5 separate regions of the Mus musculus genome follow, and regions 1, 2, 3 and 4 are each linked to region 5. The links are chromatin loops, found by intact Hi-C in ENCODE. Cell type or tissue: heart. All regions are shown on one strand. Each heading gives the region's core, and the rest is flanking DNA. Links, peaks and the distances in the headings are about the cores only.

Evidence for each region. A loop is a pair of places that touch in the nucleus more often than their neighbours do. Peaks named below come from ENCODE experiments on the same cell type or tissue, not always from the same donor. Only the 100,000 strongest peaks of a DNase experiment are listed, where the experiment ranks them.
Region 1: it touches region 5 in a loop (8-fold over the local background); 14 of 42 quality-filtered maps call a loop at or near these places.
Region 2: it touches region 5 in a loop (2.7-fold over the local background); 20 of 42 quality-filtered maps call a loop at or near these places.
Region 3: a loop joins it to region 5, with 2.5 times the contacts of the local background. A loop is called at or near these places in 6 of 42 quality-filtered maps.
Region 4: a loop joins it to region 5, with 4 times the contacts of the local background. A loop is called at or near these places in 23 of 42 quality-filtered maps.

What each region holds. Positions count from the first base shown.
Region 1 is chr6:88,586,761-88,593,204 of GRCm38, forward strand. It overlaps Kbtbd12 (kelch repeat and BTB (POZ) domain containing 12), which reads right to left. Exons shown (of 6, transcript NM_001278671.2): 5 at 20-217. Among named protein-coding and RNA genes, the nearest start is that of Kbtbd12, 37 kb to the right of the region's middle. In heart, for the core only: a CTCF peak has its summit at 2,919 (motif pointing right); a DNase peak (open chromatin) is centred at 2,911; H3K27me3 peaks cover 655 bases.
Region 2 is chr6:88,561,888-88,568,331 of GRCm38, forward strand. All of the region lies in intron 5 of Kbtbd12 (kelch repeat and BTB (POZ) domain containing 12), which reads right to left. Among named protein-coding and RNA genes, the nearest start is that of Sec61a1, 46 kb to the left of the region's middle. In heart, for the core only: a CTCF peak has its summit at 3,332; no DNase peak of the experiment used is centred there; H3K4me3 peaks cover 128 bases; H3K27me3 peaks cover 2,215 bases.
Region 3 is chr6:88,628,852-88,635,295 of GRCm38, forward strand. No RefSeq gene overlaps it. Among named protein-coding and RNA genes, the nearest start is that of Kbtbd12, 4.6 kb to the left of the region's middle. In heart, for the core only: no CTCF peak of the experiment used is centred there; no DNase peak of the experiment used is centred there.
Region 4 is chr6:88,546,230-88,552,673 of GRCm38, forward strand. Kbtbd12 (kelch repeat and BTB (POZ) domain containing 12) reads right to left here. Exons shown (of 6, transcript NM_001278671.2): 6 at 1-1,686. The coding sequence ends at 1,493. Among named protein-coding and RNA genes, the nearest start is that of Sec61a1, 31 kb to the left of the region's middle. In heart, for the core only: a CTCF peak has its summit at 3,052 (motif pointing right); no DNase peak of the experiment used is centred there; H3K27me3 peaks cover 1,040 bases.
Region 5 is chr6:88,828,996-88,835,439 of GRCm38, forward strand. No RefSeq gene overlaps it. Among named protein-coding and RNA genes, the nearest start is that of Abtb1, 9.7 kb to the right of the region's middle. In heart, for the core only: a CTCF peak has its summit at 2,692 (motif pointing left); DNase peaks (open chromatin) are centred at 1,336, 3,821 and 4,796; H3K27ac peaks cover 1,163 bases.

The DNA.
Region 1 (6,444 bases), core at 904-4,903, 240 kb before region 5:
TTTACAGCTAGGCCAGTACCTGCTCCATGAAATCCACCGCAGACATAGAGCTTCCCGTCCACGGCGCCAGCACTGGTGGAATTGGTTCGCAGTGAGAGGAGGGGACTCGGCATAGGCGGGCCTTCCCTCCAGAAGTCCCCATCGGGGTTGTAGATCTCCACCACATCAAGGCATTTCCGAACTTGTCCCTTGTCTCGGCCCACACAGCCAATTCCACCTAAGAGAGTGAAGCACAGAAATGGGGTGTTTGGGAGCAGAAGTCTCACAATGGACACCCTTCTCCTCTTCTAGGGCTGTGGGCAGTACCGGCTTCTGGCCTTGACTTGTTTTTGCTGCCTATTTCAAAGACAAGTTTAATGTCACTGTAATGCCACATTTCCTGTTACTGCTTAGGCAAGATTTATTCCTCGCAGACCCTGCAAAGTTGGTTCACACAATGAGCATTCCCTTCCCAGTAAGGATATTGGTTGAATGACTCAGACACCTGCCTCATTGTGAGCAATGAGTTCACTCATGCAGCTGTCAAGGACTCTCTCTTCCGTGACTCATCATGGCAGGCTGGCTTCTTCACTGCATGCATACTTTTCCATGTGAAAAGAAGGGCTCTTTGGTAAATTTCAGGTTTGGGATTAGAGGGAGACCAGAAAGACTGGGAAGTGAGATGTGTGGGCCCCTTCCTTACTGGACACCATGCTTTATTCAGCAGATGCTCACTAACTCCTCGTTGATGGCAAGATAATGGCAAGTGACAAGGAGTTTGGAAAGATTGACAAGGCTATTGCTCCTGCTCTTGAGAAATTAATGAAGTGAAGGCAGAACACGGTGGCACATGACTTTAATCCCAGCACTGGGGAGGTAGAGGCAGGCAAGATCTCTGTGAGTTCAAGGTTAGCCTAGTTGACATAGCAAGTGCCAGGTCAGCCAGGGCCACATCACGAAACACTGTCTCCAAACAAGAAGTTAACAGAGTGAAAGGGGCCATATATGTAAATAAATAGAAAGGCAGGCAGGCAGGCAGGCAGGCATCTTAAGGGCTACTTCAAATGGAAATAAGGAGCAGATAAAATATGTACAGAGTTAGGACTTTGAAGTCCAATTGCATAAGATTTTCCAATCCACTGTGATCAGAAACACCAGTCACATAGAGAAAACTAAGACACACTTAAGGCCTTCATTATAGATTCCATTTGCTGAGAAGTTTTTCACATGGTCTCCTTGCCTCTCTTTCTCACTGCTACTTAGACTCTGTCCTTCACTGAATTCATCAGGCAGACCTTCATTATCACCTGCTCCGTCATCTTCTTCTCTGATCCTGCCTTCAGCTCCTCCCACAGATCCTCCCACATCATGTGTCTGGAATGAATGAATGAGTATGAAATGTCCCTTCCCCACGCTCTCCCTGACACTCTTCCCTGTCTGTCCAGTTCTTGGTCCTGTAAACTCATGAAGGGCAAAGGTCACATGGTTTTGGTTGAGCCTGCCATACACTACTCAATGAATTTAGGGGTGCAATGGGAGCCGCATGATTTACTATGAGTGGGTCTTAAGCCAGGTTTTGAAGGTGAAAAAAGACTGGAGGGGTCCCCCCACCTCTTTACTGACGTTACTTGACCAATTCTTTCAGCATGAACCCAGAGATTAAGATATCTACGCAGGATGTGCTTGGCTGCCTTCTCTCCTATCTGCTCTGAGAAGTAATTTAGGCTACTTTGAAGCCGAATCTACACTGCTGTGTTTTGGAGAAAGGGTCACATCGGCCTTAGCACAGTTCTCGTGTTCATGGCCAGGACCACTCTCAATGTGACTCTGTGGTAGTGGGATACTTCTTCACCTTAGGGAAAATGGAACTAGCCAAGAAGTCATGTAGAAGAGGGTTTGTGTGTGGCAGCAGAGACCTGCAAGGTAAGAAGATGGCGAGTCCCTTCTCTGAGAGGTAAGATGCTTTAGGGCTGGTGTATGTTGCAACTAGTTAGATCAGGGAGTGAAGCAAAAAGTCTAGACTGAAGTCAGTAGGAGTCAGGCTGAGGCAGGTAAAGTGCCAGCACCTTGATTCTAAGTCAGAGTTCCACCTTAAATCCTCTCAGAGAGGTTGCCCCAGTGTGACACAAGCAGAGTGCTTATAAGTCTTGACTGTCTGAGATAATGAGAGTTCTTGTCACCTTTGCGCTGCTACTGAGTGTATTTAATTACTACAGTCGAAACTAACCTTGTGAAATGTGCCCGTTCTCATTGGTGAACAGACACTTCGCATGCTCTGCCCGACCCCTGGGCCACCCCAGCTCACTCTGTGCTCTGTTTCTGTCCTGGTCCCTGAAGCCTGGACTCAGTCTCTTTGTCACCGAGTGTTAATTTCACCTCAAGCACACTCCATTAGCAGCAGGCTTAATGAGCTTAGACTGAAGATGAATCTTGATTAGATAAATAATCAAATAAAGGCCTGATCTTTATTAATAAGTCAGTGCTGGCTCTACAAGTACAGCCTTTTGATGAGGGGACGCCTAGGGTGGGATCGGCATAGCTGCAGAATGTCAATAAGTCAGCGCCGTGGCTTTCATTTATGCGCTACCAGAATCTCTGAGCATGACTTCCCCTTACTCAAAACCAAGCAAGTGGAGAGAAATTACCTTTATAGGTCATACCCAAATACACCCCACATGCAAAATATATGTCTAGAATATTCAGGTGTGGAAGGGGGAAGACAATTACATCTCCCTATTCTTTCTTTATTTTATTCCTACAAAGATGAAGATGGCCTCTTCTGATGTTGGTCTATGATAGATTCTTTCATTTCTGGAGATGAGTGGGAGGCAGCTTGTCCTCCCACAAAGAGCCCGGCAGACAGCTGGCTGAAGGCACAGGGACTTGCCACCCAGTTGCCCATGAATCTCGTGCACACCCTTCCCCTTCAGGCCTGCCTCAAGGTGGCAGACTTATTCTACTCTGATCTGGGCTTGATCCAAAGCAGGAGTGGGATTTCACTAACAGTTCTGGCAAAATCCCAAAGTTGCTTGCCTTGCTAAACCAGACTTGGGGGTGGGGAATGACTGTGGGGGGGGGGTGAGGCACCCGTGTGCCTTGGTGAAAGCACGTGGACTTGCAGAAACAGATCCCGGTTCACATTCTTGTGTCACTTCTTGATAGCCAAATGAGGTTGATTGATTTAATTCTTCTCTAAGCCTCACTCATTCTCACCTGTAAGCTAAGAATGATAGCACCAATTTTACAAAATGTGGCAAGAAGCACATGACTTAGATAATAACAAAGAAAGGGAGAAAGCCAGGGCCTCTGAGCACTCGTGGGTATCACCGAGGGAACTTTCTTTTATTTAGTTCCTCTTGTGGATGGCATCATGACACACATGCACCTGGGACTCTGATGATGGCTATTTTCTTTCATGTTTGAAAGCCACTGATCTAACTCTTCCATGTATGTGGGGTTTTACATACACAAGTGTTTTTGGAAATTGTTGACATTTGCCCTATATTGAATGTGTAACTGAATTATTGAATTGTTGCTGGTTTAGGGTCAAATGCTCATAGACATTTCTTTTGAATCTGGGTAGAGAGAATCAGGTCAAAAGCCATCGACAAGTTGTGGTAGTGCATGCCTGTAATCCCAGCACTTGGGAAGCTATGGCAGAAGGACGGTCCTGAATTTGAACCTAGCCTGGGCACACGGCCAGTCCAGACTATACAGTGAGTAGCAATCCAGCCAGGGCTACAGAGTAAGACTTTCTCAAAAATCCAAAAACAATCAGGCATGAGGCATCAGGCAGCTCTCTCTGATCCCACAGAGCACTTACCTGGCCATAGCATTTGAGCTGTAAGAGCTGTGGGGAAGATGGTTCTAGAACGCCTCAGCTTCTTGGAGAAAAAGTAGCCCACCGCTCTGAGTCCCCAGGCTCCCTTCTGACTCACGACCTGAGCCTCTGCCTACAAATGCTGCAATTTGCTTCACTCTCACGCAGGTTGTCAGCTCTCCCATTCCCCCATAGATACTTAGAATTCTAGGTTTCAAGTTTAAAGCCTTAAAATCATCAGCTTGTCAGTTTCCAGAGCCCAACACAAGGGCCCTTGGGTATTTTCAGTTAAAAAGTTCTTATCTGTCTCTTACCAAATCCTGGATAATATATGTTAGGCATTGCTAGCCAACAGCAAGCCTGCCTTGGCTTCATAGCGCTTAGGTTGATGGTCCCACATATTTCTCACCAGACTGAGAATGCATTTTACTTACTACCCAAACAGAATACCACGACCCACTCCCCCAAACCCCAAAATCCCAGGGGAAAAAAGGCAGAAAGAAAGCCCAAGTTTCATGTGTTAGAGCTTGATTTTGGAGAGAAAAACCCACAAATCGGAACTGTTCTGTCCCTTCCAAGTAAAACTGCAGGGACATCCAGATAGTTCTAGAAGGATGCAATCAAGAAAAAGGAGAAAAAAGAAAGAAAGAACTCAGAAAGCTCTGGGACGGAGCTGCTGGTGCCACTTAAGCGGCAGTTGAAAGTCTCATCCCGTCAGACTGTAGCAAGCTTAGACTGTCTGTGTCCAGTCAGCACTGGGCAGCAGTGTTTCTATCCACACCAGGGCTTTTCAGACCCTGAGCTCATCTTTCTGTGTCTCTTCCCACATTGTGCCAGTGTGTACTGCAGGGCCTCCAAAGGTCTGCGTTGGGTCCCTAAATGAGAACAGCTCATTTGAGGCAGGGACAGTGACTCTGAGAAAGTTTAGGAGATGAACGGTAAAGACCACAACTGCCCCAAATGAATGATAACAGTGTCCTCTGTATCTTCCTAAGTCACGAGTTCTGTAGACTACCTATTTCCATATTGATTCCTTTCTAGATAATCCAGGTCCTGCCCTCCTAACATTCCTGGCTTTCTTTTCTCTCCTGCTCAACAGTTCCCCATATAGCCAAGATCTTTCTCTCTGACCCTTTCATAGGCTGTGTTCTCTGACACCACCTCCCCAGCTTGACATACTCCTGAACCTTTAAGGCCTAGTTTGCCTATATTTTCTCAAAAAGTCATTCCTGTCTCAATACAGAATAAGACTTTTTCCTTTGAACAGAAATCAAGGTTTCCTCTCTCTCTCTCTCTCTCTCTCTCTCTCTCTCTCTCTCTCTCTCTCTCTCTCTTTCTCTCCTTCCCCCCTCCTTTCCCCCTCCCCTTCCTTCTCTTCCCCATTAGGTTGGCCTGCAGGCTCCCTGAGGACAGAACCTCCAGTACTTCCTTCAATAAGACTGAGGTGGACACATGAATGGTCGTCTCCTCACTCTATTCCTAGGTCACCTGCTTGCTGATGACTACCTAAAATGAGGCAAGTTCTGAGTCCAAAGAACTCCATGCTCAATGAAGGGCAGCTTTAGAAGCAGACCGTGTTCCGCAGAGACTGTAGCTGAGTCTTCTCCCCAGGCTTGCCTGCTTACCAGGAGGATTAACCTCTCCTGATTGGGGTAGGACTACCTAACAGGATACAGACCAAACTCCTACCGATGCCTCTACAAAGACCCATCAATCAAATATATCCCACCTCAAAAGCAAAGGCGGCACAAGACAGAAGTTCCACAAGGCCTGGTGTATTTCCTGAGGTGCCAAGTATGGTGTTTTTCTTTTAAATAGGGCTGGACAGAATTTACTAGATAATTTGAAGAAAAAAGACCAGAGTTGGAGAGATGGCTCAGCAGTAAAAGCATTAGATTTGAACATCAGCTGACCCAAGTTTGCACACAGGATGACCTCAGTTTGAGTCCTAGCTGGATCCGGTGGCACATATCTACAATTCCAGGACTCCTATAGGGGAGTGGGAGGCAAAAGCAGAAGAATGCCTGGAATCTCACAAGCCATGCTGCCTGGAGTGTGCAGTGCAGGAGAGAAACAAGAAGGGAGACCTTGACTCAGAGTGAAAAGCGAGAACCAACTCCTGAAAGTTGTCTTCCACATGTGTGCAGTGACACACATATGTATGCACACACGTTTGCGCGCGGACACACACACACACATTTATTAAAAATACTAAAACAAGAATCCTACCCTCATGGATTTTGAATTTATTATTTTTAATATATTTATTTTGTTTTATATATATGGATGTCTGTACCCCACATGTACAGAAGTCAGAAGAGGGCATCAGCTCCACTGGAACTGGAGTTACAGAGGGTTGTGTACAGGGGACCAAAATCTGGTCTTCTGCAAGAAAAAAGTGTTCTTAACCTTGAAGACCTCCAGCTTGAATATTTTTGTTTAAAAAAAAAAAAGAAAGAAAGGTTCTAAGAATCTTGGTCTATTTACTTTGTGTCTAAGTAAAATGATCTCTATAGAGTAGTCCTTGTATTACTTGCTTCTTTATACAGGAAACCTCAGATGATGGAAGACTGGAGTAAAAAAACATGAATTAGGTTAAACTAACTGAAGAAAGACAACGTGCTTTATTCAAAATGACAGAGTGT
Region 2 (6,444 bases), core at 1,157-5,156, 270 kb before region 5:
TTGCCACATTTCTTTGGGTCTATTTATAGATGTTTAATTGTTTTTGTTTTTTTTTAAACCCATTTTTGTGTCTGCTTGTCACCGGATCCCACTGGGTTAAGGTGGGCTTTATACAGAGTCTTCAATTTATAAGATGACCACCCTTGCCTTATTGTTTTGGTTTGAAAATAGTTTTCACTCTTCTAGCTTCTGTTGTTTCCCATAGAAATCTGAGAATAAACTTGTCTACATGCACAAGCAGTCTGAACAAGATTTTGATTAGAAGTGAGTTAAATCTTTAGGTCAATTTGGGAGGAATCAGCAACTTTACCATAAGTCTTCCAACTCATAAAGCTGGAAGCTCATTTGTTTAGCTCTTCCCAGATACAGATCTTCAACACGTTTTGTTAGCCTTATGGCCACAAAGCCATCTCTTCAGCAGTGCCCCTGATCCCCACTGTGTGTTTGGGACAGAGCCTCATGAAGCCCAGGATTTCAAGCTCTCTGTGTAGCTTGAGGATGGTGGTGAACCCAGACTTTACCACCTCCATCTCCCAAGTGCAGCACTGATCCCCAGTCCCGTTTTTGTTTGTTTGTTTGTCTGCTTGTTTGTTTGTTTTTTAGAGAAATGGTTTCTCTGTGTAGCCCTGGCATCCTGGAATTTACAGAGATCCACCAGCCTCTGCTTCCTGAGTGCTGGGATGAAAGTCATGTGCTACCACACCTGGCTCGTCCTTTGACTTTTAAGCACCTATGCAGTTACGTTTAGATTCAGTTTCCTTTCTTGTTTTGGGGCAGGATCTCACCTGTAGCCCAGGCTAGCTTAGACACACAATCCTCTGTCTCAGCCTCAGGGTGTTGAGGTTACAGGTGTGCCCCATCACAGCCAGCATCAATCTGACTTTTAGACACCATACAGTTAGATGCAGTTTATTTAGTCTTAACAATATTTGTCTTTTAGTTAATTTAGTTAGCTCACAGACAAGAGAATAACCAGAAACATATGTAAGTAAATAGATGCATTTTCTAGTGAATTTTATTTATAAAACACAGTGAACTAGATCTACCAGGATTAGGCTGCAGTTTTCAAATCCCTGGTTTAGACTATTATTTTTTGTTGTAATATTAATGGACTTGAGTTTAGGTCTAATTCATTTAAAATTCCTTTTTATCCTTTTATTTATCTTTGTTTTTAGACTGTGTGAATATTTTCAATTTCCATTTTCAAGTTATCTCGAAGTTTTAAATTCCATGTTTTTGCATAGTTTTTGGTCATATTTTAGTAGCTACTGTAAGGCTCATTATACATGCTTTGCTGTACACAGTTGGCCATTCTGCAGAACAAATTGCCACTTTAAGTGAAGTATAAGAATCTTTTTACTATGCAAGTCCCTTTCCTCCTCATGGAGAGGAAGATGGGGATATTTTAAATTATTTTATTTCAAATTATTGAAAGGGAGAAAAACTGCCCACTACACATGCCCAGATATTTACTGTTTGTGTCTCTTTGTGACCCCCCTAAGTTCCTGGATTCTCAGCCATGTTCCCCTATAATTTGGGGGCTGGAATCAGGCCTTGCCATGCCAGGCAGGTGCCTGGCCCTCCGTGTTTCTCTGTGGCATCAGTTGTTTTTCTTCTTTAGGAACTTTCTTTTCAAGGACAGGTCTGTTACAAGTTCTGTTTCCTTCCTGTGGGGAGTGGCTTGGCTTTGCCCTGGTTCCTAAGCAGCATCTTTGCTGCCTACAGTTTTCAGATATTTACTTTTCTTTAGTCCTTTGGGAATCTTGTCCCATCCTTGGCTTGAGAAATCCGGCCATTTTGATATCTGTCCTATCACACATTATCTGTTTTATTTCCCTTGCTTCTTCTACGGTGTTTCTTGGCTTTTCACGTTCAGAAGTTTGGTTATATGTTGGGTGTGACCCCATGAAAGTCCTTCATAGCTCATAGGCTTTGACAATAGTAAGGTACCCTGAGTTCCCCTTGAAGTTCCTCTGCATATCCACTTCTAAGGAGCATGCTCCGTTCGAAGCAGTTAGCAGCTTCCTTACTTGGCTTTAAGTTAAGTCCTTCAGGGCTGCAGCTAATAAGAGCTTATCACCTAATTGCATTTAGTAAAAATATTTTAAATGAATGAAACCCAACAGGCACCATCCAGGGTTTTAATTCTCAACCCCAGCAGCATATTACAATAATTTAAAGTCTTTTTAGAGGTGGTAAGATTGCTCAGTGGATAAAGGTACTTGCCACCAAGCCTGGGAACTTGAGTTTCATCCTTAGGGCCTGCATGGTTAAGGAGAGAACTGATTCCTGAAAGTTGTCCTCTGATCTCTGCATAACACACACATAACACACACAGCAAGCAAATACAAAAATGTAATCTTTAAAGATCTTTAAAATGATATATTGATGTTCAGCCTCCATCTCAAATTCTATACTTTAATCTGACAGGCTGGCCTACTATTTAGAAAGCAGACTTTGGGGCCAGACTCTGTATGTGACTCTGAATCCCAAATTCAATATTTACCCTTGGTGTGACCTCCCGTGATCAGTTTCTGCATGAGTAAGAGTGATACCAGTATCTGCCTTGTAGGCTGTTGTGGGAATAAATGAACAAACTTGTGCACAGTGCCCAATGCTGCTGTAGGCTCAGTCAACACCAGCATCAGTCTTACACTGCACCTGAGAGTCGGGGAACTCATGAGGTACTTGCCAGTGCATTTTCTGCCCGTTGATTTGGGTCTGTCCTCTGTCATAGTGCCACCACTAAGCCTAGGCTAGGCTGTGCTGGAGGGGGACAGACGGATATAAAAAGAGTTCTTCTGGGCAGATAAGGGAATCAGGAAACCTCTCTAGTCCCCAGTGAAGGAAGGAAGGATGTGGAAGGAATGAGAACGAGGTGGGAGCGTTGCTGGGATCCTGGGAAGCTGAAGCTGAGGGTAAGGATACCCTGGCGAGCTGAAAGCAGAGCATCTCAGGCTCAGGCTCTGGGTGGGATCTAGGCATCCAGGGATGGGCTGAACTGGAGAGGTGGCAGGTCCTGCTTCCTAACATGCCTGCAGCGTTCCCTTGTAGTGCTGAGGGAGAGAGTAGCTGCAGGTTGCATATTAGTATCTGCGCTATAGTAGGGACCACCGGTCCTGTACCAGAAAACCTTGCCAAAATGAATTCCATGTCTTTTAAGAGCTCAAGGTTTTTACAAAGATGCCGTCGGTTCAATCCCCATGAGCTCCTTTGAAAAGCAGGGTTCTTGGGTACCAAACATGGGCAAAGGAATCAACAGTAATTCCTAAGGTGACAGTGTTCTCATCTCTTGGGGAATTCTGATAGCTGGAGTGGGTGTTGGCCACTAGGTGTCCTCTACCACTAAAGTCTTCATTTCTGGGATGCGATTTCTGCCTCTTCCCATGCAAAGTGCATGGCTTATTTGGGGGCTCATGATGTTGTGAAAGTACCCGGCAGGGTGCCACACAAATTTTGTGAATATGCAAAACCCCCGCTTTTTTCACATACAGGGAGTAAACGTCATATGAATTACATGCACTAATCCTGCTTTTAAAGGAAGAAGTAACAACTACCATTGTCCTGCTTTGGTGGTCTGCTTCCGGGTCTGACACTAAGGAAGAATTGAACTGAAGTACCTATAGGGAGACAGTGAGGGTCACTTCCCCCTCTCCCTTCCTTTGACCCCTGATCCCCCTGCAAACCCATTTCTGCCTTTCCTGGACATTTCCTATGGGTGGAGTCATGGATCAGATGATCTCTGGAGACCACCTTCACTCTCAGAGTACTGCTTTCATGATTCACTTATGTTAGGGTACACATCAACACCCCACTCTATTGCCGAGTGGTCTTCTGCTATTTGAGTACAGAACTTTTTATCTATTCACCAGTTTATCCATTCACATGGGTTGTTTCCATCTCTGGGCTGTTACAACACCGCTGTGTGGACACTCCTTTATGGACTTGTGTGTATAGATGGAGCTCGAGTCCCTTATGTGTGATCCAGGGGCCACTGGAGGTTTAACCCTTTGAGGAAATACAGGCTGTGTTACACAGCAGCTTCACATGTAAGCCCTCACAGCAGTGTACAAGGATTCTGACTTCCCCAGTTTTTCCTTGTCAACACGTGTGATTGCTTTTTGTGACAGTCACTCTAGTGGGGACAAGGTGTGACCTCATTGTGATTTGATAATGTCCAGCACTTGACCACTGGTTTACATTTATAGGAGAAATGTCATTTTGCTGTCTTCCCTGCCCCCACCCTGAGCTGAGGACTGAACCCAGGGCCTTGCCCTTGTTAGGCAAGTGCTCTACCACTGAGATAAATTCCCAGCCCCTACTGGAGAAATGTCTATCCGGGATCTTTGTCTATTAAAAAGTGGGTGAGTCCCTCCCTACACAAAGAGCTACAGGCAACTGAGGAATGCTGGGAGCGGGAGAAAGTCTTCCCCAGGGAGAGCACACCAGTTGGTCAGCCCTGCAAACATCCACACAAATAACAGTGACCAGCGTGTGTTTATGCATTTAGGAAAGGTATGTGAGAGGGTTGGTGGGAGGAAGGGGCAGGGAAAATGATGCAATTATATTATAATCTCAAAAAAATAAAAGAATTTTTAAAAGTTAGCGCGCTTGGGATAGCATTGGAAATGTAAATGAGGAAAATACCTAATAAAAAGTATATAAAAAAGTTAGCACGCTATCTTTTTGTTATTGACTTAGAAGTTTTCTTTCTGCTGTCTAGACATGCCTTTTATTTGTCGGGTACAGGATCTGCAGTTTTTCCCTCAGCTGTCAGATGTCTTCTTAAACAATGCTCTCAGAGTGACTTGCCTGCTCGTCGTGCGATCCAAAGCCACAGCGATGTCCACATTTCCTTCTAAGACTTTGTAGTTTTATATTTACAGGGTTTTAATCCTTTGAGCCCATCTTTGTACACGGTGTGAGATACGCTCACTCTTTTGCCTGTGGCTACCCAACCATTCCTGTACAATTTGATGGTGAAAGATCCTTTCCCAATTAAGCTATCTGTGGAGCTTTGTAGAGAAGCAAGTGACTATAATAGAAAGAGGTCACTTCTGACCGCTCAGGGATCTCCCACTGAGCCATTCCTGTGATTTGCTGGCACCCCACAGTCTGGACTGTCATAGCTTTGAAGTGAGTGTTTGGCTCTTATTATAAAGGTCTCTTGCATTTCCATACACATTTTCTCTTAAAATTTTTTCATATAATATATTTTGGGCATGCTTTTTCCCTCCCCTGTTCTTTTCAGATTCTCTCTCTGTTGCGGCCGCCAGCAGCTCGCAACGTGAACGGTTCGACTGAGAAGGCCGCTCGAGCTGTAAGAGAGGAATCTAGACGGGGCAAAAGAAGAAATGTAGCCAAGACAGTTACTCTGATCAAGGCTCAAATTTTATTGTTGCGACACCAGTTATGAAGGAAGGGGGAGGGGACCCGATTCCCGCCGAATAATCTCTGGTCCAGTAGAAAGGTGCACGTGTGTGGCTCCTCAGGTTCCAGCAGTGGGCGTGGCAGAACGAATGAGCAGGAAGCTCCACCCCGAGCAAGCAGGTTTCAGGCTGGGGGAGGGGAGACTACATCTCCTCCCTTTTATTAACAAAATTAAAAAAAAAAGAAAAAGCTGGCCTGAGGGGGGAAAATTATCTATGCTCAATAGTTCTGCCTGGAATCTAGGGCTAAAAAAAAACTTGCTTCACTGGGATTCTATAACCTTTCTTATGGTAAACTGTATCTGGCTTAAGACTGTCCTTTCTTATCTTAGTGAACAACTAACTGAAAAGCCTGGAGCTGTAGGCTCTGACTTTATAATGCTAATTAGTACTTGGTAGGTAACTTTCTAGTTGAATTTTAAGTAGGGCGTTGGAACTTTGGCTAAGTTTGACTGAACAAATGTGAAATACACTATAATAACACTAAGTTGATATTTCTCCGCTTTTTTGGATGATAGGTGGGAAACAGGGAGAAGGAGTGACCGGCTCTTGTAGTACAAGGCCAATTGGCCTTTTTATTTGGGTGGGAGGCAGTGAAGGGCTTGCCCTTTCAATAGTACGTCTCCAATCTCTCTCCCCCCTATTAATTAAGTTAAATAAGGCAACGCTTAACTGAGGTGATCAAATGATTTTCTCATCCGTAGATGAGTGGGCTTTTAACCTTGGCTTGGGTGGACATGGACCCGATTCCTCCCGTGGGTAAAACCCACACATGTGGCTCTTGGTACCTTTTGGGGAGGCGAGGTAGAGCCGGAGAATATTTTTTATTTTTAACCAAAATTTGGTACCAACCTCTTTCAAACCGGGTTTATCTCACAGGAAACTCAGAAATGGTCAAGCCGGACCTTCCCTTGCAGTAAGTATCTCTGCACCAAGCGGTGCCCATACTGAATTTGTACAATCACAAACCAGTATGCACAGTTCTGAGTGCTGTGCAGCTCCTAAAGGAGAATTA
Region 3 (6,444 bases), core at 1,278-5,277, 200 kb before region 5:
TGTGGTAAAATATGTTTAACATAGATTTTACCACCTAGTCATTTTAAGTGTTCAATCTAGCATCACTAAATATATTTATATATCAATATATAAACTATAACTTACTATAGTTTGGATGTTGATTTTCCCCCAGAAGTTTGCATGTTGAACCGGTGAGTTCCAGAATGATGCTATTTGGAGGTGTTTGACCCTTAGGGCGGGAGACCTGATAAGTCCTTAGATTACTGGAGGGCATGCCTCTGATAGAGTCAACAGGAGCTCAGTTGGTTCTCTTCCTCTCCTACTTCAGTTTGCCTACTAGAGGTCCAAAACAATGGGCTCAGTTTGGAACCGTTCCTGCTTGAAAGAAAATCTTTCTTTTCTTTATAAGTTAATCATCTCAGATATTTCGTTATAGTAACTGGAAGCTGACTAATACAACTGCCATCACCACTTCCATTTCTATATTTTAAAATCATGACAGTCATTAGAAAGTAATGCCTCATTTTTCTTCTTTCCCAAATATCCAATCATCTCTAGACTATTTTCTGCTTGTATAAATTTACCTTTTATATACTTTACATAAGCAGAAACATATATTTGTCTTTTGTTACTAATTTATTGAATACTGCCCTTAAAGTTCATATATCATCTATGAAAATTTTCATGTTTTAAGACTCAATATTACTCTATGTATTTAATGTATGCATATTTAATTGGATTTTTCATTTTTGAGAGAACTCACTATGCATTCATGACTGTCCCCAGACTCATCATCCCCTGGCCTCAAGTCTCCCTTAGAACATTTTAATATTATTCTCACATATGTCAGTATCTTATAGTTCATGTTTTAGTTATTTGAGGAAATTTCTCTCCGTTTCTCACAGATCTACAGCTCCATTTAGAGCCATCTACAGTGATTTCTGTCCCTCCTTTTAGTTTTCTTTACAGGATGTCAGTGTGAAGCCAAGGAATCTTGTCTTGAAGCCTTCTTTAATTTTCTCACTGGTCATTTTAGTTTACCTTTTATATTTGTTTCAGGAGAAAGTGAGTTCTGTGAAAAATCAGAGCTTTGAGTCCAGGGGCCAATTTAGAGCCTTCATTTTATCCCTAGGTGACTTTAGTTGATTTAGAAATCTTGTTTGCCAAATGATGAGTGTTAATATTTAACAAACATCGATACATCAAACACTAAGGGCTCTGCAGCTTGAACTTGGTCCTTGGTTGGCCTCATGTGTGTATGTGTGTGTGTGTGTATGTCTTGTGTGTATGTTTGTGTGTGTGTCTATGTCTCTGTGTGTTTGTGTGTTTATTGAGTGTGCGTATATGTGTATGTATGTGGGGGTGTGTGAGTGTGTGTGTCTGTGTGTTTGTGTATGTATGTGTGTGTATGTGTGTGAGTGTGTATGTATGTGTGTGTGAATGTGTGTATGTGTGTGTATGTGTCTGTGTGTTTGTGTATGTCTGTGTGTGTGTTTGTGTGTGTGCATGTGTGTGAACACATGTACACAGGCAGCTTGAGGTGCAGGTGTGATAGTGGAACAGTTGCAATGTTTTCTCTCCTTCCCTTCTTTCTCTTCCTCCCTTCCTTCCTTTCTTCTTTCTTTTCTGTCCTTGTTGATTCTTGTCTAAAAAGCACAGAACATTCCCATCTGTGCCTGGCGTGTCGTGCTCTCCGTGCTTGGCCTTGTACTGTGGCAATGGGCAACACTCACTGCATACCTGCCCCCCTCCATGCTAGTCAGTTTTCTGTCACTTTAACAAATGCCCGAGAAAATCAGCTTATAAAGGAAAAGGGTTCATTTTGGTTCATAGTTTTATAGATTGCAGTTCATGATCAACTGGCCTCATTGCTACTGAGCCTGCAGAGAGAGGTACATTAGGGCAGAAGTACGTGAGTGCAATAAGAGTACTTGTTTTATGGTCTGGGAGTAGAAGAATGGCAGGAAGAGACCGAGGTCCTACAAATGACTTTGAGGACACACCCCTAGCGATCTGGAGACCTCATCCTAGGCCCTACCTCGTAAAGTCCCCATTGCCTTCTGATTGCAGCAAGCTTGGAGTGAAGCTTGAGCATATAAGCCTTGGAGAACATTCCAGATCTGAACTATGACACAGCAGCTGTGAAAGCACTCATACGCCAGGACCTCTGTCCTCTTCACCCCTGCAACATGCATGTGCTCAGCTCAGGGCAGCATCAAATGGCTGTAAGACAAAGTGCTTACATGCAAGAAGGTATGCCTGCACACCCAGTGTCCTGATCCTGTCCCCCGAAGCCTTGTTTTCTGCAAAGCACTTATATTCCTGCAGTAGAACAGGCAGACAGTAATGGGTCTATTTACATAGAAAGCTGGTGAGATGATGAAATAGTCCTGCTAGTGAGCATGAAAGTACATAATAAGCTATAAAGTCACACCAAGTCATCTTCCTCTGACAGGCATGCGATTCTAAATCAAACTCATTGCTAAAGATCTTGAAGACAGGCTTTTGTGGTTTTCCTCTACTCTTATTCTTCAGAGTGCTTTCCCTTTCTTAATAAACTATGTCTAACCACATGTCTCTAGTGCTAACCTTCCTTTGCCTTGGGACACAAAGAGTCTGGAATCAGTTGTCCCTTGAACTCAGATCCGTGACTCAGCAATATTAAGCACGCTTCTCTGACGTCTGGGCTTTTGTACTGTCCTCCTGACCTCCTCGCCTAACTTAAAAGGCACGGGTTTCTCCTTATCTCCTCTTCCCGGTAGTTGCCAAGACTTTCAGCTTGCCTGTTCTTTTATTTGTCTCTCAGACTTTAATAAAATTGTGCTTGATCTTCAGAAAGATCTTGAAAATGGAACAGAAAGCTATCTCCTATTCATAATCCATTTCATCCAACTGTGAGCTAGATATGGACCATACTTCTTTTGTTGGCTTTTCCATTTTAGGAATTTATCACAGGGAGGCTCAGAGAATAGAGTTATTACCAGTTTACTAAGCCCCACTGTTCCATTCCTGTGAGCACAGTCTATTCAGACAGCCTTTCCATGCTGAGGGCATCTGAGGCTACATACAAGTTAATCACAAAACCTTCTGGAAACCAGATTTCTCTTGTTTGGGGCTATTTCATTTTCCTCAGCCATGAAATCCCCAAGTCCCATGTATATGAATACGCAGGCTCTGATTCAGTGCAGTTCCAAGTAGTTTCTCAACACAAGCATGATGAGTTGATATTATTTGTTACATTAGTAAGCGATAATCCAGTGATCCTATATATTGTTTGACCTTTCTTACAAATCATTAGAATGAGAGCTAAGACACAGAAGTGAATTTTTAATACAAACTTGCCTGACTGGGAGCTATTCAAAGCTGCTAAAGTGGCTCTAGCTGCCAGCCACCCCTCCTCCTCCTCCTCTCTTAATCTACCTTTCCTCAGATTTTGCCCTTGTCCACTTGTCCCGAGATAGCTCACCACTATCTCCAAGCAGTGATGAAGAGGGGATAGCAAACCTTTCTCTGTAAGAGGATACCTGTGAGTACACAAGATGAGTTACTGTGTATCATTGACTCTGAGTTGCATGACAAAATGTAGCTGCCAGAGAGCAGATTGTGGAATTTAGTTTATCCTGGATAGCAAATACTTTCTTTTTGTCTGTTCCAAAGAAGGGGGATACACTATTGCCTTAGTTAGGGTTTTATTTCTGTGAAGAGACACCACGACCAAGGCAACTCTTATAAGGCCAACATTTAATTGGGGCTGGCCTCCAGATTCAGGAGTCCAGTCCATTATCATCAAGATGGGAACATGGCAGTATCCAGGCAGACATGGTGCAGGAGGAGCTGAGAGTTCTACATCTTCATTTGAAGGCTGCTAGTTGAAGACTGGCTCTCATACAGCTAGGAGGAGGGTCTCATCGCCCACTCCCACAGTGACACACTTCCTCCAACAAGGCCACACCTACTCCAACAAGGCTACACCTTGTAATAGTGCCACTCCCTGGGCCAAGCATATTTAAACCACCAGATATATTTATATCTTATAAGTAGGTAACCTTGTGTGCCAGTCACACTCTGTAACTCAAACATTTATTTTTGCTTTTCATAATGCCATGTATCTTTCCTTTCTAGTTGTTTTCCAGTTTAGTGTTGCATTTGTGATGCATGTATGCAGCTAATGGCTTCTGTCTACAAATGATATGAGGGCAAGGAGTGTGTATAGCTCTGCTTTCAAGCCAAGCACAGAGCCTGGTGCAGAGTAGATGCTTGGTAAGCTGTGGAGTAAATGAATATCTGTAGTTAGGGATTCCATCATTATTTCCTGGGCCACTTTGTATCTTCACCAAAACACACTTCCAGCAGAATGCTGGTGCTTCCCCCATACCCCTGGAGCACTTCAACTGTCTCCTCACTGGGAAATGGCTTTAGCCAATGGTACCACAGGGGTCTCAGGTCTCTATCCTGCTGGACAGTGAGCTTCTCCTCGGCAGAGTGACCTCACTCATTACTGCATCATTCCTAGGGATCAGCAAATGGCTGGCACATAGGCTGCTGTGATTTGGATGTTCCCTCTAATGCTCGTTTTAGATTTACTTGCCACTGTGAAGCTATTGGGAGGTGGAATCTTTACTAGATCACAAGGGTACCACCATCATGAATGGGCCAGGTCCATTTCAAGGAAGTAAGTTTGTTATTGCTGGAATTCTACCTGATTCTCCCTGTCTCAAGTGTTTTGCTTTTTTCCTCCATGTTATAATAGGTAAAAGTCCAAATATGTGGGCCCTTTGATTTCAGAATTCCTAGCTTCCAGAACTGTGAGAAATAAATTTCCCTGACAAACTAAATCGTTTGCTTTCCTGTTTTGCCTTCTTGCCCATGAGTCTTCTCTTCCAAAAGATTCTTTCTGCGTCACGATTCAGCCTTTTTTCCACTTGCTAATACTCAGTGGGAGAGGATCTTGTATGCCAAATCACACAGGAAGGGCTGTTCCACCAGGACAGCCTACTGCCCCCACCTTCTTTCTGAGCTCCCTCTTCAGTTCTGAGTCTAGCCTGGCAGAGTACTTTGACTTTGGCCTTGGAAGAGCCATCTGCTTCCCATTCCTCTAGACCTCCTGCACATGGACTGAACACCCATCCTGTGTCAGGTAAAGCTAGATGCTGCCCAGCTGTGGACAAAACAGACACAGCTCCTTGAAGATTATAATCTGGTGAGATAGCAGATAATGTAACATCTGAATTTCCCCTGTCTTCTACTTTTATACAGAGCTGTTTAAATTTTCATAGTTTAAGAAATTGCAAACATTTTTGTTCCCTTTCCTGCCCCCTTTAGCACCTTTGCCTGCTTTTCCTCTTTGCTGCTAAGTTTAAAATGTGTGAGCTGCACCTGTGGAGGTCATGACTGTAGCTCCCAACCTCCCTCCCTGCCTCTGTGCTCACTTCCTTCCAGGCCCTTTCCCAGCTATGGGTGCTTCCTCCTCCTTGGAAATGCTATTGGTTTCTGTGTGAACTTGAGACAAGTTAGAACCATCAGAGAGGAAGGAGCCTCAGTTGAGGAAATGACTCCATGAGATCCAGCTGTAAGGCATTTTCTCAATTAGTGATCAAGGGAGAGGGCCCAGTCCACTGTGGGTGGTGCCATTCCTAGGAGGATAGTCCTGGGTCCTATAAGTAAGCAGGCTGAACAGGCCAATAAGCAGCACCCCTCCATGGCCTCTGTATCAGCTCTTGACTTCAGGTTCCTGCCCTGTTTGAGTTCTTTTACTTTCTTTGGTGAACTACAATGTAGAAGTGTGACCCAAGTAAACCCTTTGCTTCTGCAAGAAAATGCTCGTGGTGTTTTGTTGCAGCACTAGCAACCCTAACTAAGACACCTGTGGACTGGCTCATGGTTAAGAGCACTTGGTGCTTGTGATGGCTAATCTTGGTTGTCAACTTGACTACATTTGGAAGTGACTGAAACCCAAGCAGCTGCCCATATCCGAGACAGAGAGAGAGAGAGAGAGAGAGAGAGAGAGAGAGAGAGAGAGAGAGAGAGAGAGAGTTAGTTTTCTTATTTGCGGTGGGAAAACCACCCTAAATCTGGATCACTTGAAGTCAGAAGATCTACTGTAAATCTGGGCCACACGTGGTGGCAGCCCACATAGAAGGACAGGAAGAAGGGAGCTTGTGCTTTCTGTCTGCCTGCCCTCACTCTCACTGGCAAGCTCATCTCTCCTCAGCACTTCCTTCACTGGTGTTAGAATTCACGTCTTCTGGAGTCCAATGTGGACTGAACACTGTGCAGCGCTTTAGGACCTCCCTGGAATTCCAGCACCAGATTAGATCTGCAGAGACTGCCAGTCTCATGGACTGAAAAACGACTAGACCCTTGGCCTTTCCATTAGGAGACAGCCATTGCTGGACTACTCAGACCACAGCTTGTAAGCCACTCTAATAAATCATATTTAGAAAACACTGATCTTGCAAAGGACCTGGGTTCAGTTTTGTCTAA
Region 4 (6,444 bases), core at 1,237-5,236, 280 kb before region 5:
GCTTCTGCCTAACCTGTCTGGAGCAGCTCTGATTTGCTCTGAGAAAAGAAACCCTCAGATAACCACTCTGCGCTGGTGGGCACAAGGAGGATACTTGAAACTCAAAGTCCCAGACAAGATCCTGGCTTAGAAATGTTACTTATTCTGGTCACCCGAAACTCCATCCATGTGTCAGCTACTATGATAGGACTCAGGGGGTAACCTTAGAGAGACAGACGTGGCCCGTGCCTCTAAGAGTGTAGCATTCTGGGGGTACATCTGTGCAGGGACAGGGGGCAGAACACCTTGGTGTCAGTGGCTCTGGTTTGATCGAGTCCTCCTCTCCTGTGAAGGAGAGGTTGGAACTTGGAGAGTGCACATTGATAAAGAGCTGTGTCTGTGCAGGGTCTGCTGGCCTCTGGGAAGATCCCAGAGTGTCCACACTGCTTACATGGAAGCTTTTGTGATGTTAGAGAACAGTCACGTAATGGATCAGCTGTGCATCCAGAAATATGAGTGGAAGCAAAATGGATAGATTTCCACACAAAATTGCAGATACCCCTAATTGCAGAGCTCTCTGGGGAGAGCTCACTGTACCATGCCTGGGCTGGGAGAAGCTCCCCCTCCCTTTCCCAGCCAGGGCAGGGGTCTGAAGGAGGCATCAGGTAGCCAATATGCCTCTTCCCTCCTCATTCACAGCCTACTGTGGGTTCCCGTGTTTAGACATGCTGCATTCAGCTCCATCCAAGGAAGGTCTGTACAGCTGAGAGCAAGCTCAGTCTACGCACTCAGTATTAAGCCCAAGGGGGCCCCTCTGTGTCCAGGAATACTCTGCTCACTGTGGCCCATGGCAATAGGGTTCTAGGCGTGAGCGTTTGGTCACAAGCAGGGCCGCAGTGAGCTCTGCTGCTATATGTATGCCCTTCAGGCTATTCTAACAGACAGACTGAGCTGGGGCAAAGCTCTGAGAGCGATGGCTCCTCTACCCAGGCCCAGGCCTATGCTCCTTCCTCTTTCAGGCATTGGACACCTAGTTGTTACCTTTCTCTCAGCAGCAAATCCTGTGTGTAAGCTCTGTGGCAGGCTGGACTAGACACACACACAGACACACACCAGCTTTCCTACTTTACAACCTTTGACTGTCCTTTCTCCCAACCTCATCATCAAAAAAAGCACCCATGGGCCTGCTTGGCAGTACTCTTGAGTCCCAGCAGAGCAGGGTGCTGCCCTCCTCTGCACTCTGTCCTACCCCCATGAATCCTCACTGTCTGCCCTGCTCTGCCACATCTATTTTACCATGCTGGGATGCCCCTGAGGGAAGACCCTGAACCACCCCTCCCCCCGACCCCGCCCCACCACCGCTCAGTGCCACTTTGCACAGGGTCTGCTATGCATGCGATAAGAATGTCAGCACCACACACTATGCCTATGCCCTGCTTTGCATTCTGAGCAGCCCAAGCATCGCTGCCAGGCCATGGCTCCTTTAGCTGTAGCTCCTCCAGCTTCGAGTTCCTCATCTTTGCCCTCTGTGGTCACCATCTTCCTCGATCAGATCAGAGGGTGGTGGGATGAGGTCTCGGGGGTTCATCCTAGCTACCAGACAGACGTCATAGCTGTCGTGCATGAGGACATTGATGGCCACAACGTTCCACTGGTTCTCCCAAGGGTCCAGCTCCAGAATCTCTTTGGAGATAACCTCATGTCGATCTGAAAGACAGCAAAGTAAGAAGACAAAAACAAAAAACAAACAAACAAAAAACCAAAACCATGGCAGTGTTAAGCTCAGAGGCTGTCGTCACTCTCTCCAACCGCATCCTCTTTGAGAGCCAAGGGTTAATCAACAAACCAATGAATATGGTGGTAGTTTAGGACTGTGAGAGACACGTGTCCTGAGAGTACGGCTGGAGAGATGGCTCAGCAGTTATGAACAGCTCTCGCAGAGGACCCAATTTCAGTTTCCAATACCCACACTCGAGAGCTCAGCCATCTGTAATTCTAGTTCCAGAGGATCTGACACCCTCCTTTGGCTTCTGGGGACATCAGACACATATGTGGTCCATGTACATACAAGTAGACTCATAATACACATAAAATGAAAATCGAAACACCTTTAAATTATTTATTGTATCAAGTACCGACAGAATACGCGGCTGTTGTCAGGGTGGAAGGATGTTCTGATGCCATGGAGTTGTCTTGATTTCTGTGTGCACGGGCGGAAGCACAGTCTGAGTAGTGTGACCTTGATACAGCCATCGCCTTCCCTGGGCATGCAGTTGGACAGATACCGACACTTAGCCAGGATGTGGGTAGGGTTAGACCTGTCACAGATGCCACACTGTTCCTTAAGGATGACGGCAGGGGCCCACAATCCTGCAGTGGAGAGTTGCAGTGACTTCCAGAGGCAGGTAGAAGAAGAGAGCCGCAGCCACACTTGGCAGGGCTCTGTGCAGGGATGTAACAATGCCCCAGAGGCAGAGATGGGGCATAGCTCTCAGGGTCATGCAGTGGAAGTGGAACGGGCAGGCTTCCCTCCAAAGTCAGGCGTCTATCTTTACTGTCTAGGCTTTTTGTTTGGTTGATTTTTTTTAAAACAGTTTACTTTTATTTATCTATATGTGTGTGAGTGAGACACATGTGTGCGCATAGATAAGACCATCAGATTCCCAAAGATGAAGTTACAGGTGGGTGTGAGCTGTCTGCAGGGTGTTTGGAACTGAACTCAGGTCCTCTGCAAGGGCTGTGAGTGCTCTTAACTGCTGATACATCTATTCATTCTCCTAATATTCTCATGTTGATTTTTCCACATTCTTTAATTATGTAAGGATATTTTAAAATACCCGTCTTTTAGTCTTTTTATAAAAATCCTAACTTTGCTTTTCTAAAATGTTTTCATGTAAAATATATGAACTATAAACAAATTTTTACACAATTATCTTATGACTAAAATGTTAATTTTAAAATAATATTATTATTTTTAATTAAAGGAACCACAGGCTTTCTTAGAAAAAAAAAAGTTCTTTCAGTATAAAAAGGAAATCTTTTTTGACAGAACTTTAGCGTAATACTGGTTCTGGCCAGCAGGTGGCGATAAAAGCAAAAATTCAAAATGCAGGCTTGCCTGCTTTATTTAGTCATTTACTCATTTAATATTCTGCCACTGGTGTGGGAATTCTTAGAGTCCAGGGCCTCACATGCTAGGTGTTGAGCTACACTCCCACCATGAATACTTTTCAAAAAAATGGAACTATTTAATTTCCAAGCATTTGTCCAGTCTCTTGTTCTTCCACTTACTAGTCTGTACATCTGCTATAAATCCCTTTTTTTTGTTGTTGTTGGACAATGGGGTTCAGTGCACATCTGTCAATCCACAGCTGGTTTCTGGGGCAGACTGCCTTTTCTTAGAAGGGCATCCTGGTGGTCATGTGTTCCTCCACGCAGCCATGGTTGAGTATGCATTCAAGGGTACAGAGAACTGATTTGCAGCCTGAGCACTAAGGAACAGTACAGGAAGTGGGGTGGGTCTACCACATTCATTCTTTCTGAGATTTTAACCTGGAGGGGGTGAGTCGAGTCATGTGTGACTGAGAATTCTGACTCTCCAGATTGGCCCTTTTAAAAAGTCGCTGACCCCTGGTGTACATCAAGGCCCGAAGGTTCAAAACGGATTATGTACAATACAGGGAGAATGAAGCGCATAAACCGTCCGTAGGAATGCATGTAGGACAAGCTCTGTGGAGCCTCAGTTCCCCAGGGTGTGGGGTCCAGACAGGCAGGCATATTACCCCTTCTCACTCAAGAGATTGGGCTCCCACTAGAGATCCCCCACAGATGCAGACAGGACTTAGTTGACAACAGAAGACCTGAGACCACCAGGCAGAAGTCAGCAGAAGGAGAAGTGTGAGGAGCAAGGAGTGAGGGGCACAAGCTGTGAACTCTGGAAAGATGGGCTAGGCCTCTGGTGTGCGTGGAACATGGAGATCAGGAACTGTTCTAGTCTGTCCTGAGGCCTGGTGGGTTGTGCTTTTCATACCTGGATCCCTGTGCCTAGGCATTCTTCCAATCCAGTGCACAAAGACGCTTGAGGAAGTATGTGTGGCTTCTACTGAAAGAGCCTAAATAATGCAGAACTAGAGTAGACAGACATATTTGGTGATTCTTCCCTTTGGAGAGTGGGTGACTCGGGACAAAGCATCCTTGCTCTGTGCCTCTTTTTCATTCTCCGTAATGTTGGCCCCAGAGGATGGACTCAGGGGTCATATGAATGACTGCATGTTATCATAGGTGATCTCCAAGAGCAGTGCCTGGTACATGCCAAAGACCATGAACACATCGGCCCTCCACGTGCACATACACTGATTCTGCATCTGTGAACTCAATTAACCCTGGATGTAAACTATGCAAAGAAGGCTCTGCTCTGTGTGAGCACGCGTAGTGTTTACCGTGTGCTCATACATGAAGTGTGGAAGCAGTTCTTAGACTGTAGGTCATGACTCCACATGTGCCAATTGTGAAAATGTTGGCAGCAACAAAAGTTTTATAAATGCCCACAGACTAGAAATTAGTTCAAAATCAAACATTGTGTTGTAGCCAAGGCATTCTGGCAGTGTTCACGTGTGTGGCACTGTGGCCTCATGGCAGTCCTGGTTCTAAACACACAAAACTCTGTCAGTTCATCTGCATTCATCACACCGGTTTTAGTTTTCAGTGCCTGAAACAACACCTCAGTCCAGATGCAAGCCTGTGTACTGTGTGTTAGGAAGTGTAGGTTTGAAGTGGAAACTTTAAGGCTTCTTTGGAGAGTCATTTGTGTTGGATCGTGTTTTGCTGGGGCAAACATGTGAAGGAGTGTTTTCCTGAAGTGGACACGGGTGAAAGACTAAGGCAGACTCGGGAAGAAACGTTTCCCTGAAGCAGACACAGGAGAGAGGATGTTCTGCTAAAGCAAGCACGTGAAAGGATATGTGATGAAGGATTCTTTGCTAACAACATGCATGTATTGGTCCACCTTACATTGTGTAGTTGAGCTCCATTTGTCAGGACTCCATAGGGAGGAACACACCAAAAAACTTCTGGTGGTGTGCTGCAGTCTGTTGCCGCTTCCAAGCGCTCGGACTGACTGGATGCATGTGCTGAGGCAGGGCACGTGGAGGACACGTGATGTTTGGAGGGCATAAACAGGACTCAGCAGAGTGATGGAGAGAGAGCTTGGCTTGCTGGTACAACTAGCTGTGCAATGCTTCTGGGTCTCACATCTTCACTGATCTTCTCTTCCCTGAGAGAGGCACAGCTAAGAACTTCTTCTGCTGTTCCTCCTGGTCCCTCCTGCTGAGGCTGAGGCCTGGCTGTCTTTGCTAGGTCGTGTCCCTCACTGCTGCTGCTAACCTGACTCCACTGAACTGGACTGCTGTATCCATGAGGTCTTTGCAAGTGGACTGAGCTGCCAGTGCCTGTTAAACTGTGAACTGAACTGCTCGTGTCCAGACAACACAGATGGGAGTTGCTCCAAAGAAACTTTCTAATCAAGTACACTTCTCCAGTATCCTTATTTTCCTCACTACCTCTGGTGGGTGGTGGGCTACAAGGGAGGTAAAAGTGCTTAAGAACCATCATTAAATATAGGATTTGAAAAAATTAAAGTTACATAGGTTTTTGGTTCATTTAAAACTTGTCTTTCATCTTTTCCTTTCCTTCCTTTCTCTTTTCTCCTTCTTTCCTTCCTGCCTTGCTTTCTTTCTTGTCTTCTTTCTTGAGACAGGGTCTCTCTCTCTCTCTCTCTCTCTCTCTCTCTCTCTCTCTCTCTCTCTCTCTCTCTCTCTCTCGCCCTGAGCCCTACCTATCCTGGAACCCGCTATGCAGACCAGGCTGGTCTCAGACTCTCAGGGTTGCACCCGCCCTTGTCTCCTGAATGCTGACATTAAAGGCATGTATCACCATACACAGAAACACACAGAACTTCTGCTCTTTTTCTAACTTTTAAAGATCTATTTATTTCATTATTTTTATGTGCGTTATACACCACGTATGTGCCTGGTGCCTGTGGAGGTCAGAAAGAGGTATTGGATCCCCTGGAACTAAAGTTACAGATGATTGTGAGCTGCTCTGTGGAACTCAAACCCAGGCTTTCAACAAGAACAGAAGTACTCTTAACCAACTCTCCAGGCTAAAGTCTCTGCTCTTACAGAAACATAATTGTGTTGAGGTTTGGTCTATTGTTACGTATTGTAATGCTACGATCTTTCTGTATGTGAAGGTCCACACCTACAAGTGGCTTCTCACATTTATGAGCCTTTGTTGTGCAAACCTTGTTCCTTAACTTAAAACTATTGGTTAAATAAAATTGGCAACCATCAATTACTGGAGGGATTAGAGGTAGGTGGGTTTTGAGTTACCAGGTTGAGGTGGAGAAGGAGAGGAAGAGAGGAGAGACCACGAGGAAAGAGGTAAAAGGCCAGGAGAAACAGCAAG
Region 5 (6,444 bases), core at 1,024-5,023:
GTCAAAACTCTCTCCTATGCAAAGGTCTCTTGAGACCCCCTACTGACTAAAGGCCAAAGTCCCTACTGTGGGTGGTTTCCAAGCTGTACCCTCCATCATTGACAGCCTCTCCATCCCCTGCTTTCTCTCTCAGTACCCCGTGCCACTAGACATGATAGACTAGCTGTCCTCTGGGCACTTTCATGGACATGACAGACTAGCTGTCCTCTGGGCAGCCCGCTGTCCCTTACATGGGTCATGTCCCTTTCTGATGTCCAGAGGTTCCTCAGGAATAACTGTGTCGTGGGGCTACAGAAGGAGGAAGGGACCAAGTGGGAGGAGGGGCAGAGGGAAAAGTAATAAATGAATACGGGGAGCGAGAGAATGTGTGAAAACGGATGCAGGAGGCTGTGACCGGGTGAATGAGCACGGTGAACAAGGGAGGGAAGACGGAAAGAGGCAGTGTCTGAAAACAGCACTCGCCTCAAAGGTGATAAGAGATCTTTTATTCTGAAGCTAAATATGAATGACCATGGCCTGGGAACACGAACTCAGGTCACTCGGGATTCCACGTCCCAATGTCCAAGTTTCATAAAGTCTTTATAGTGACAGAATTAAAGTCATGGATCAAGGTGCTTCTCAGATACATTGATGGAAATGTTAAGTACCCAAGTGTAATGGTTTGTATAAGAAATGTCTCCCATGGGCTCAGGTCCTCGGCTGGAGGCGCTGTTTGGGGAAGTTAAGAAGTGGAGCCTTGCTGGAGGAAGCATGTCACCATGGATGGACTAAGTCAATCCTGGTCATGGTGTTTTATCACAGCAAGAAAAAGTAACCAACACAAGTGAGAGTGAACTGGGGAAGTCCGCTGTAGACCTCAGATGCTGAGTTTAGTTTAGCTTTTTGGTTGGTGGAAGCCACTGCCCAGCGAGGTTAACACATTTCAAGGGGTTTTGCCTATTAATCACAAGGATGCTCAGACACAAGGTAGGCAGGGAATGGCTATTAAAGAGGCTGAAGATAGCTCATGATAAATTGTAATTGGGCTCTTGACCTATATCATCTCAGCTTCTCTACAACCTTTGAAGTTCCAATCAGCTTTACACAAGGTTCACAGGGAAAAGGGAAGAAGGAAGATTCCTTCTTCCCAGGAACTTATGGTTCACAGGAGTGAGGGCATGGATGAGCTCCTGCGGAAAGACCAGGTACATGGTCTTAGGGCATGCACCTTTCAAAGAATAGAACAGGAATTAGGAATTGCATGGGCACAGCTGGGGAGACAGGGAAATGAACCACCAATGGGCTATAAGAGGAACTGAGACACCGGACATGGTGGACTGTTGCCAGATGAACCTGCATCATGCAGGCCTGCAAAGGGGGTGGGGGGACAGGACAGCACAGGGAGAACAAAGGTCGGAGCAGTGAGGCAGATACCTGCTAGCAGTGTCTGACTGATGGGACGAAGCTACTCGAGAGGTGACAGCAATCTTGGGGTCCAGGAGAAAAAAAAACACAACCCCACCTCCCGATCCCTGGAGGGAAGGAACATCAGCCTATGATGCTCAGTGCCCATTTTTAGAGTTCTGGTTCTACTCCCCAGGGAGGCAGGGTTCACATGATGAATGACTGGTGATGGCTCATCATGGCCCCAGGGGTGGTGGGCTCCTGTGGCTGGTTAGAAGCCCAAGAATGCAGTGATTTGCTACAACCACAGCTATGGTAGAGCCACACAGCCCTCTTCCCCCACAGCAAGGCCTCATGGGAAGCTACTGAGGTCTGAGGACCTTTACCCTTGTCCCCCAGACCTGGACAGATGTCCCCTCAAGGACCCAAGAAAGGCTACCATAGGTATATCCACAAACCCTGCAGAGGGGGAGCAACCTGCACAGCCAGTAAACTTGGTTCAGAGGCCCACCCGTGCCTGATCAGAGAAAGCAGACACCTCCCCCAAATGCAGAAGACCTTAAGACTGTTCAGTACATAATCAAAGAGCTAGGGCATAGCTCGGGAGGGGGGTGCGGGCCCTGGGTTCCAACACACAAGTAAAATATAGAATATAAACTGTCAAGTAAAGGGCAGGTGTTTCCTTCATTCTAAAAGCCCCATATAGAAGCTATACTGATCTGTCCCTACATATCTTCCAAGAGCTTCTTAGAAGCTGCTTTTGCTAAAAGGCTCTGACTCCTCATTTTGTCTCACAAAGAAAGTTGGGTGACAGCCTTGTGCCTCTGCCTTCATTGTGTGACTGTGTTACTTTGTGTCAGTAGCTCACCTCTGTACCCAGGCATAGTTAATCACACCTCACTTCAAAGTCAGAGGCACAGAGATAGTCATTGCCTTAAACTGCATTGACTTTGGAATCCAGGAATTGTAGACTCCAAAAGGACACAATTCCCCACACCCACCTATGCCAGGCCAACCCTCAGAACAAGATAGCCTCCCACGACACCCCGTCCCTCAGAAGAAGGCAGTTGGCCTTGAGGGAAGGGCTGCGCCCTAGAGCAAAAGTCTTTGTCGTATAGGACAAGGTTGGTTCCCTCAAAAGATTCCACTGCTAGCAGAGTCAAAGCTGAGACCATACTTTGTCCAGGACTACTGAACAGTGTACCATCATCTGCAGCCTCCGTAGCCACTGCTGCTCTGCAGGTTACGTGACAAATAGATCTCAGGGGCCTGTTCACGTTCCTTGGTGCTCAGACGTGTGCCCCCTGGTGGCTGCCAAGAAGCTGTGCTTATTGGCGCAAATGGAATTCTTCATACAAATAAAGGATGGCCAGAGTACGCCCCCAAATGTCCTTGCTGGACAGAGTTATCACCCATGCTTATCTCCAGAGTTATCACCCATGCTGCTAGGTGGATATGGTTTCTTAGTCTCTGGAATCCTGTTGCTTGTTAATATAATATGCAGTTCTTGATGAAGAACTGGTGTCTCTCAAGTGCAAACACTGTGCTGGGGTGCACAGCTGCATGCTGCCAACTTGAAGGGAAAGCATCCTCTAGAGGTCTCCTTGGGAGGGCGTGTCTAGCCCTTAACGCTTTAGCAGGGCTGTATTGTTGCTCAAGAAGGCCTCACGGGCAGAGGAAAGCTTGGTTGCAGCCCTACTTCCAGATTATTCTAGAACTCACTTGCTTTTCCTCAGTGCAAGATGTTCACTTCTCTTTCCTGGCAATAGTATTTTAAGAAGTAAAAAATGTTAAAAAAAAAAAAAAAAAGAAGTGTTATCTCACTGTGAATTCTTCAGAAGGGAACCTATGGTTGTGCTAAGTCAGACAGAGATGGTTCTTATGTAGTCATAGTACATCTTTTGATAAAAAAAAAATGCTTATCCCGTTTTTCATTTTTAAAAAATTTTTGTAGTGTGTGTATGGATATGTATAGCATGTCTGTCTGTCTGTTTGTCTGTCTGTCTATCTATTTATCCAAGTACAATATAGTACACACAGGGTAAGCAGGGAGGTATGCTGTGCTGAGGGTGCTGTTGAGTCTACAAGGTCTCAGATGCTGGGCCTGAGCTGTAACACTGGCTGTGGCTCTTAAGTTCCCCCTTCAGGAGCTAAGTTCCCAAGCATGGAGGGTGCTGTGTGCCTCTGATCCTAAACACTTGAGAGGTGGCTGAAGGAGAAGCATAAATTCAGGCCCATTCTAGGCTATATAGCCAGTTTTGAAGTTACTCAGAGGTACAAGTCCCAGTCTCAAAAGAAGCCCTGGTGGTTTGAATAGGAGTGGCCCCCCGAGACTCATCGATTGGTTTGAATGCTTGGCCCATGGGGAGTAGCACTATTAGGAGGCATGGTTAGAGGTTGGCCTTGCTAGAGTAGGCGTGGCCTTGTTGGAGGAAGTGTGTCACTGTAGAGGCGGGCTTTGAGGTCTCCTTTGTTCAAGCAATGCTCAGTGTGGCACACAGCCTGCTGATCAAGATGTAGAACTCTTGACTCCTCCAGTACCTTTGTCTGCCTGCACACTGCCATGCTGATAATGGACTAAACCTCTAATGCTGTAAGTCAGCCCCAATGAAATGTTTTCCTTTGTAAGAGTTGCCATGGGGCTGGTGAGATGGCTCAGTGGGTAAGAGCACTGACTTCGGAAAGTCCTGAGTTACAATCCCAGCAACCACATGGTGGCTCACAACCACCATAAAGAGATCTGACATCCTCTTCTGGTGTGTCTGAAGTCAGCTACAGTGTACATAGTAGTAAAAAATAAATCTTTAAAATAAATTTTAAAAATAACAAAAAAAAAATTTAAAAAGAGTTGCCATGGTGTCTCTTCACAGCACTAAAACCCAAACTGAGACAGAAACCAATCTGTTAAACAAAGCAACAACAACAACAACAAAAACCCAACTACTATTAGTGTTAAGTACTCATGCTCATTTTCCTATAAATAACCTAAAGACTCTGAGATAGGAGCAATGTGTCACCCTAACTAGCTAGTTTGCTTTTGAAGTATGCTTGGCTGCTCTGAACAAAAAAAAAAAAAAAAAAAAAAAAACAAACTGTCAACTCAACTACCTTGTCAGCACCAGCCATCTGGAACATTCCACAGACACCTTAAGGAAACCATGTGAGGCACATCTGATTGTCCCAGTGGCTGAGGCACAGCCTCAGTGAGCTAGGGCTGTCCTGAGGCTGGGTGAACCCTAGATGACCCTGCAGCCATTCCCACCTAAGCCAGAGGAGGAGCACACCCCGATGTGGTCTAGCAGACTCTGGCTTGTGCTACAAGGCAAGGCTATGCTTGGCCCAAACAGCTTTTCTCAAGCTGTATATATAAAGCAGGCTGTTCAGGCCTCCACTCATAAGTAGCAGGGAGATGCCCTCCTGTGCTCCCCTCCCCTGCTGGCGTAGCGTTAGTCTCAGGAAACATCTTTAAAGTGGTCTGTCCTTGCCTACCATCAATGGTACAGGCTGAGCAGAACAAAAATTGGCAGCCAAGTGAGGGCAGAAGCATCCATGGCAGGTGAGCTGTCACAGGCTGAGCTGCAGAAGGGGCAGAGCCAAAGGAGCAGCTGACCAGTTCAAGAGCAGCCAGGGCAGAAATGGGAGCAGCAAGCGAAGACTGTGGAGAATGGAGACTGAGGAGCAACTAAGCCTGAAAGGAACCAGGGAAGAAAAACTATGGACCCTGGTCACTGAAAGTTTCCGAGAACAGTCTGCAGGGCCAAGAGTCCCAAACCTTGACCCAAAGCCAGTGTTAAGGACTGAGGACTCCATTCTTGCCAGGCTACACAAGAATGCGACCCTGGCTGATGCCAACAGCTGAGGAGTCAGATTTTTAAGGTGCACACAAGACGTGCCGCTTACAGGGTTCCAGGACCTGAGAGCCAAGGCCTGCAGGAAGAGTGGGCACCACCTGCTGCAGCCAAACATTAAATAACAACAGTCAAGACCGACACTAGACGTGTCTCCTTCCTTATGGCTTCTAACTGGAAAGATTCAGAGCAAAGGGGTCAGCTAGCTGATGGGCGGCCACACTAGTAGGACCTACATGTCACCCAGGCCACTGTGAGCTAAAGCCCAGAGTGATGAATCCCCAGCCTGGTCACCTGGAGTCCTAAATCTCTCATTTCTGCAGCCTGAAGCACCCAGATCCCAGCTCTCCACAGCCTCTGGCTTGACCAGGCCAGCCTCGTGGGTCAGCCATCAGTGGAGAGCATCTCACCTGCTCACAACCACCTTGTGGGCAGAGCAGGAAGGACCCCATTGCCTAACCAGTAACAAGGTTGGTGTTTCTTACTTGCTGTACCCAGGAGGGTTTCTGCCTCATGCTAAGATGGGGAACTGGGCACATGCGTGGTATTTGGGGAACTCGTGTCCACTTTGACCCATGGCCTGGCTCCTTGGGGACCAACCTGATTGCCATCGCATCCATGAACCTAGTGGAGAATATGGATTCCAGGGCACTGAAAATTCCTTTGCTCATGTTACTAACGTCTGATGAAAGATGGAAACTTTCTGACTTCAAATAACATCTATACAGAAGATGGACTTGACTTAATAATTAATCACACATGGGAAGAAATGCATGGCAACTTGAAACTTTCCCTTTACCTCCTGAAGTTGAAGTCCACACATCCTGGGCTGTGTGTGGCCTGTGTCCCCATCCTCCCTGTCCCTGTGGTTTCAAAATACAAGCCTAAAGATGCAAGTCACTGTCACACCCAGCTTGGCTGGCACCTCCCCCCAGGAAGCTCCTTCGGATGCTTCACAAACACCCTGGCTCACCACAAACCAGATGTGACCCTAAGTCTCCTCAGGTGACCACACTTAAATGCTCGTCCCCCGGTTTGGAACTCAGACATGTAAGAACAGGCACAAAGGCAGAGCCAGTGAGACCCCACCGCCCATCTTGGCTTCCCTTCTGCTTGTGGTGGGCTCAGTGGCAAACTGCCTTCCACCTTTGCAACCCTCTGCCAGCAACCCTGACTCGAGGCCACCTGTCCTAGCTGGCAGCTTCAGGTCTTT